Linked DNA regions of Homo sapiens: region 1 is linked to region 2. Evidence: chromatin contacts called from ENCODE Hi-C or POLR2A ChIA-PET data. All regions are on one chromosome and are shown on one strand. Each heading gives the region's core, a stretch centred on a gene start or an enhancer-like site at or near the end of the contact. The rest is flanking DNA. Distances are from core to core; before and after follow the strand shown. Region 1 overlaps PRKCH (protein kinase C eta). Region 2 overlaps PRKCH (protein kinase C eta).

Region 1 (3,618 bases), core at 914-3,413, 110 kb before region 2:
TGGCTGGGCATGGTGGCTCTCGCCTGTAATCCCAGCACTCTGGGAGGCCAAGGCGGGCGGATTGCCTGGTCTCAGGAGTTCAAGACCAGTCTGGGCAACATGCCTCTCTAAGCCAGGCATGATGGCATGTGCCTGTGGTCCCAGCTACTTGGGGGGCTGAGGCAGGAAAATCACTTGAACCCAGGTGGTCGAGGCTACAGTGAGTCATGATTGCAGCATTGAAGTCCAGCCTGGGTGACAGAGGGAGACTCTGTCTTAAAAAAAAAAAAAATCTTTGAGATCATATGTGGAGGCTGTGTTAGAAACGCTAGGCCAATGCCAGGCACAGTGACTCACACTTGTAATCCCAGTGACTTGAGAGGCTGAGGTGGGAGGATTGCTTGAGCCTAAGAGTTTGAGACTGGGCAACATAGTGAGACCTTGTCTCTACATACATACATACATACCTAGATAAGCAGGCAAGCTGGTTATGGTGGCACATGCCTATAGTCCTAGCTACTTGGGAGGCTGAGGCAGGAGAATCGCTTGAGGCTGGGAGTTCAAGGCTGCAGTGAGCTATGATTGTGCCACTGCACTCCAGCCTGGGAGACAGTGAGACCCTGTCTCAAAAAAAAAAAAAAAGAGAAAAAATGCTAAATAATGATGCCATAGACTTTTCAGATTGGAAGAGTGAGGCTCAGTGTGGTAAAGGACCTTGCCCAGGGTCCAGAACCAGCTGTGACAGAATCAGACTAGAGTTCTTGGCCTGGTCTAGTAGGGGGGCTCTTTCCACTGTACCATGTGACTATTTGCAGCTTATTTTAAATTTAATATTTGACCAAAAATGGTCATTCGTATCTCTAGTGAAACTTCTCTATATGCCAGTCTTCCTCTTCAGATGAAAGGTCAAAGGCAGAAATGGAGCCACAGCCAAAGAAAGAGAAAAATAAAATAAAAATGGAGCCATGGGCAGAATCTGAAAAGATTTATTTAAGGACAATTGTAAATTCATGTATTTGAGTCCACAAGAGCCTCACAATGCAAGGCTTAGAGGTGTTCATGGATAGTGAAGTTAGCATCCGGTAGGAAGAGGGGAGTCCGCCCACCTAAGCTAGTGGTGATCAGAACAGAGCCAGAGGTGCTGTTCATCCTGGGCGCCATGCTGTATGGGGTCTTTCGGAAACTGGACTATATGCAGAGGACGACACCATATGAAAAGACTTCAAGCTGCATTGCTTGCAGAATGCATGTCTTGATATTTCAGCTGATAGGTAACTTCAAGGTATGTTGATACTCCCGTGACTAATTAAGAGTAGCAGTCCGACACAGTGTCTCACGCCTGTAATCCCAGCACTTTGGGAGGCTGAGGCGGGAGGATCATTTGAAGTCAGGAGTTCGAGACCAGCCTGGCCAACATGGTGAAACCCCATCTCTACTAAAAAATACAAAAACAGATCAGATGTGGTGGCACACGCCTGTAATCCCAGCTACTCAGGAGACTGAGGCAGAATTGCTTGAACCTAGGAGATGGAGGTTGCAGTGAGCTGAGATCATGCCACTGCACTCCAGCCTGGGCAACAAAGTGAAACTACCTCTCTCTCTCAAAAAAAAAAGAGTAGTGAATGCAAGGCTCCTAAACTTCCTTCCCTAGTGCTTCCTTAAGATTGACCAGACTTTGGTGGAAATATGTAGCAGAGACTCTTTATACTTTTTACTCCATAAAACTAAAGATTTGCAGTTGACCAAGCCACATGTGTTCATTACCTTGTATGTTGCCGTTATTTCTCTATTTCATATTCTTGCCATGTGGTTTAGTAAAATGCTGCTCTTATAAGCCATATGCATAAGATATGGAGGTCTCAAAAACAATTACCAAGTATGTGGATGTGCCTGTCTATATTATGACAAGCCAAAAATGGGAGAGAATAAAATTCAAGAGGAAGGAAACTGATAAAATGTGGTTTCTTTTCAGTCTTTACAGTTTTTTGAGCTTTCACTTGTTTCCCTGCCACTCTACTATTTAATGAAAGACTTAGATTTATTTGATTTGTGGCTGTGATTTACACATTAGGCCTCTCTGTGATGAATTGTTTAAGGCCCACAAAAATATTTTAAAACTAACATATAATATACATTTTTTTTTCTCTTTGTAGGTGGATCTCGAGCCAGAGGGGAAAGTATTTGTGGTAATAACCCTTACCGGGAGTTTCACTGAAGGTAAGAATGAGTTTTGGGTAGTTTCCAGAATACATGTAATCTTGGTTTACACTCAGTAGGAATTTCTATCATGGACATTATAAAAAAGAGCATGTTGTAAGAGATGCTTAAAAAATCACTTTCATAAGTTGGGCTGGCTAGTATTTTGTTGCCCAGTGGTCTATTGGTTCAGGTTGCCAAATTAAATATATTTGCTAAATCTGGCAATCTCACGTTTCATTTAACACACTCAATGAGTTTTTGTTTTTAGCCAGTGTCATCGTAGCTGAATGGTTTTTGCGTCTTTTTGGTTCATGACTGTGGAACTCTACGTCTTTGGTTTTGTGCCATCTTTTAGTTTGCCTGTGAATGTCTATGAAAGAAATTTAGGGATCCAGTTATCTTCTTTATAATCTCTATCTCATTTGTGACCTGTAAGGGATTCTGTTCTTCATCTGTGGCTACCGTACTCCCTACTCCCCCATCCAATATTTTTTTTACTTGAGGTAAAATTTATATGGGGGTGAAATGATAGATCAGAAGTGAACAATTTGAATTTTGACAAATGCATACAACTGCATAACCAGCACCCCAATCCAAGATACAGGACATTTCCATTATTGTGAACATTTCCCTGTACCCTTTTTCAATCCCCTGCTCCCAGAGGCAATAAGTAAAGTGCTTTATTTCACCACAGGTTAGTTTTACCTACCCTAGAAGTTCATATACATGGAATTATACAGTATATTCTCTTTTATGTCTGGTTTCTTTCACTCAGCATAGTTTTTAGAAGATTCATATCATTGTGTATATCAGTATTTTTTTCATTTTATTTCTGAGTAGTAGTATCCCATTATATAAATGTAGCATCCATTTGTTTACCCATTCTCCTCTTGGTGGACTTTTGGGGTTTTTCCTATTGTTGTCTATTATGAATAATGCTTTTATTAACCTTCTTACACATAAATTTTTCTGGACATAACACTTTCATTTATCTTGGATAATTATATAGGAGTGGAATTGCTGGGTAATAAAGTAGGTGTGTGTGTAACTTCAGAAGAAACTTCCAGATGGTTTCCAAAGTGGTTTTATTATACTCCCACCAGCAATGCATGAGAGTTCCAATTACTTCATATCCTCATTAACACTTTCTATGGCCATTGCTTTTCATCGTAGACATTCTAGTGGGTATGAAATTATATCCTGTGGGTAAATTTGCATTTCCCTGATGGTGAGTACTTTCTCACATGCTTATTGGTCATTTGTTTGTTTATTTGATAATTTCCAGTTCCAGTCTTTTGTCCTGTTTTCTAAAATTGGATTTGTCTTTCTATTATTGATTTAGAGGAGTTCTTTGTTTTCTGGATATGAGTCCTTTGTGAGAAATAGGTATTGTGATTACTTTTTCCCAGTCTGTGGCTTGCCTTTTCATTTTCTTAATGG
Region 2 (3,613 bases), core at 307-2,806:
CATATACATAAAAAGGACACTTTTAGCTGTTCTAAAATGATTACAGTGAATGCTAAATCCTCTTCATACCCTTGTCCCCAGTCTCTCAATTCCTCTTCCTCAAGACATGTCCTTATATGTCCTTCCAGAAATGGTCTATGCATATGCAAGCTCTGCATTTGAATGTCTCCTGTTGAAAAACAAATGGTGGTATATTATCTACCTGAAGAACAGAGATTTTTTCCTAAGTCTTTAGAGAGATGAAATCTAAATCCTTAAAGAAAGGTAGTAGGTAGGCAATCTTTTCTTTTCTTTTCTTTTCTTTTCTTTTTTTTTTTTTTTTTCCGAGATGGAGTCTCACTCTCACTCAGGCAGGAGTGCAATGGCATGGTCTTCACTCACTGCAACCTCCACCTCCCAGGTTCAAGTGATTCTCCTACCTCAGCCTCTTGAGTAGCTGGGACTATAGCACATGCCACCACACCCGGCTAATTTTTGTATTTTTAGTAGAGACGGGTGTCACTATGTTGGCCAGGCTGGTCGCAAACTCCTGACCTCGTGATCCGCACACCCCAGCCTTCCAAAGTGCTGGGATTACAGACATGAGCCACCATGCCCATTCAATCTTTTCTTTTATCAGAAGGGTCTATGGGTGACAGTTCAAGTCCTGGAAATAATTCTGCTATCTCTTGTTGGAGAAAGTGCTGGTTTTTTCAGATCAGGCAACAGGCTTATAAACGTTTATTGCAGTTACAAGCTACAAAGAAAGATTTCTTTCCAGCACTACTGCTCCAGGTAGAGCAGTTGCACCAGTCATTATTTATAACTGGATTAAAGAGTAGCAGCACATACTTCTACCGTGGTTATAGAGTGCCTTCTGTTGTACAGAGTGGACTGCTTATTCACCAGGGAGTTCTCAAACACCTTTCTCTATGGGCGCTGTCCCAAATAATGTCAAGAGAGAAAAAATTAAAAATGAGCTCCTGCCCTCTAAGAACAGATGGGAGCAGCCCCAAATCTTGCAAATGAAGCAAGAGGGGGTATTCAGTCTTTAATCCAAGCAGCTAGAAGCTTGCCTTTCCCAAGTTCACCGAGTGAGGATTTTAACACTCCTTTGACAAAGAAATGGGGCCGAGCAGCAGAGGAAGGCAGGTGACACTGAGTCATGGAATTCACCCTTTCGAGCCCTTCCTGGGGGATGTGTGGCTCTTGGGTTGGTTCTTGAAGGAAAGGAATGAATGTAAGAGAGGAAGGGAAGCAGGCTTTTTTTTTTTTTTTTTTTTTGACTCCTACACAGAAGGTGGAATTGAGAAAAATATACTGTGGCGGTGAAATCAACTTACAAAACTGAGGAGGAAAATTTTGACAAAAGCAAACCCAAAATCTGATTACTGTGGGGCTGTCCATTTTATTGCTGCACCAAGGAGCAGGGTAGATACTATTTTGGCCTAAAGAACACTGAAATTTTGTTTTCTCATTTGCAAATAGACAGGTTCAAACCCGTCAGAGGCCGTAACTGAGTTTCCCTGTGACTGATTTGTATGTGTGTTAGTGGTTTTTTTTTTTTTTTTCCTGTAAGAATCTGGTTGAGTAATTCAGAAGGTTAAAAAACAACCAAACAGAAATAAGTGAGAAAAGTTAACTGAGGTCTGCCACATATGCCGGGAAGGTGCCCACAGACTGGCAGAATCTGTGCAGTCTTTGTCTGTTTCTGCCTATGCAAATACTAAGCCACGCTCAACAGAGCTTGAGCGTTGTATCTGTTCAACTGCCATTTAAGAAATAGGACTCTGTTCTCAACAGCTTATTCCTTGGGGTTTCAGAATGTAAAATATGAAGTGTGTATAATCACAGGCCAGGTTCCCAGCATTTCTCGGCATTTCAGCTTTGGCAGGAGGAATGGGAAAAACTGAAGTTTTTATGTCCAGGAAGGCTGAGTGTAATCTTTGTTCTGTGGCACTGGGAAAGGAAGTGAATCTGTTACAAAGCGCTTTACCTCTGAAGCATGTCTCAGGGGCAGCTGTGCTTTGTGCCATGTATTCTGTTTTCATAAAAAGAAAGAGGTAGAGTCGAGGGCTTACCATGCAGAGTATTTTCACAGTATCTCACTTGATATATCATCCAGGGAAAGTGACCTGTGTTATACTTTGTGTTTTAAGATATAACTCTAGAATCAAAAACTTACCAGAGAAGCTCAAGATACTTTACTTTGCAAGAATTAATTCTCAAGATAAAAACTCATCAGAGTTCAAGATAAGAAGGGTTCAATTAACAACACATTTTAAATGGAAGAATTATTTAAAAAATTGTTTTAACTTTGAATGAGCTTAGATTAACTTACCTGTTGCAGAGGTAGGTCAGACCCCATGTCATCATTTGCCCAGAAAAGTCCCAGTTTGCTCCCATAATCCCCCTTCATGACCCATTTTACTCTCAGAGGCCCATTTTGTTTATTGGGTTTTTTTTTCTTGAGAGAGTCTCGCTCTGTTGCCCAGACTGGAGTGCAGTGGTGCGATCTCGGCTCACTGCAACCTCCACCTCCTGGGTTCAAGCCATTTTCCTGCTTCAGCCTCCTGAGTAGCTGGGATTACAGGTGCTCACCACCACCCCCGGCTAATTTTTGTTATTTTTAGTAGAGATGGGGTCTCACTATATTGGCCAGGCAGGTCTTGAACTCCTGAATTTAAGTCATCTACTCACCTCGGCCTCCCAAAGTGCTGGGATTACAGGCATGAGCCACCGCACCCAGCCGTCTGAGGCCCATTTTGGGCGGTACACTGCATGGTCATCATACAAAGAGGTGTCTGCATTTCTACTTTTTTTTCTTTAAGATGGTAGAACCAAACAAAAAAGGGTGTTTTTACAAATTGAGAGGGGTCCCTCTGTAGGAGGGGAATTTCTCCAGCATTTTCCTTTGATGGAGTATTCTCCTCTCGTTCAGAAATAGGAAATTTAGTAACTAAAGCATTAAGAACAGATTTATTTTTTAACATCAGTCACTACCTTAGTTTCAGAGACACACTGGGGGAAATTGCCTTTCCCTTACGCCTCTTGTTTTATGTCCTTTATATGAGATGTTAATATATTTACATGAGGTATAAATTTGTCTGTAACTTTATAGGTTTGTATTCATTTATTAATCCATCCATCCATTCATTTACTCATTCAACAAATGTTAATTGAGACCTATTTTTTGCCTGGAGATATAATAGTGACCACAATAGGCCTGCTCCCTGCCCACAGGAAGCAGGCATTCTAGTGTAAGCACACAAACAAGTAAAAGTAATTACCAATTGTGAAAGTTACATGGAAGGAAATAAGTGAGCTTTTATTTGTGGTTTTATTTCATAGAGCTGAAGGAAGTGAAGAGACAGATACCTCTCTCCCCACTTCTTTCATTGCTGAATGTCTGAAGTATTTCTTACTCCATTGGACTACTATGACAGAACACTATCGATTGGGTGGCTTGTAAACAACAGAAAATTATTTCTCAGTGCTCTAAAGGCTGGAAAGTGCAAGGTCAAGGTACCAGCAGATTTGGTGTCGGGTGAGGGCCTGTTTCTTGGTTCACGGATAGCTGCCTTCTCACTGAGACTTCACATGGTGGAAGCCGTGAGAGAGCTCTCTAGGATTT

Evidence for each region. Hi-C counts contacts between places; a loop is a spot of excess contacts on that map. ChIA-PET counts read pairs that join two places held with the same protein, here RNA polymerase II (POLR2A). Pooled maps may share reads with other maps.
Region 1: a pooled map shows a loop between it and region 2 (5-fold over the local background). The contact joins two enhancer-like sites. A Hi-C loop is called at or near these places in 1 of 37 single-sample maps with no recorded cell type and 7 of 50 pooled maps. POLR2A ChIA-PET finds 5 or more read pairs at or near these places in 7 of 52 experiments (CD4-positive, alpha-beta T cell, GM12878, RWPE1 and 4 more).

The regions. Positions count from the first base shown.
Region 1 is chr14:61,389,093-61,392,710 of GRCh38, forward strand. It overlaps PRKCH (protein kinase C eta), which reads left to right. Exons shown (of 14, transcript NM_006255.5): 2 at 2,133-2,196. Among named protein-coding and RNA genes, the nearest start is that of PRKCH-AS1, 68 kb to the left of the region's middle. Within about 2 kb of position 2,164, at least 4 of the 41 ENCODE cell types and tissues checked have a DNase peak (open chromatin) inside an H3K27ac peak, as active enhancers do; they include CD4-positive, alpha-beta T cell, where a contact is called at or near this core.
Region 2 is chr14:61,501,760-61,505,372 of GRCh38, forward strand. All of the region lies in intron 10 of PRKCH (protein kinase C eta), which reads left to right. Among named protein-coding and RNA genes, the nearest start is that of PRKCH-AS2, 42 kb to the right of the region's middle. Within about 2 kb of position 1,557, at least 9 of the 41 ENCODE cell types and tissues checked have a DNase peak (open chromatin) inside an H3K27ac peak, as active enhancers do; they include CD4-positive, alpha-beta T cell, where a contact is called at or near this core.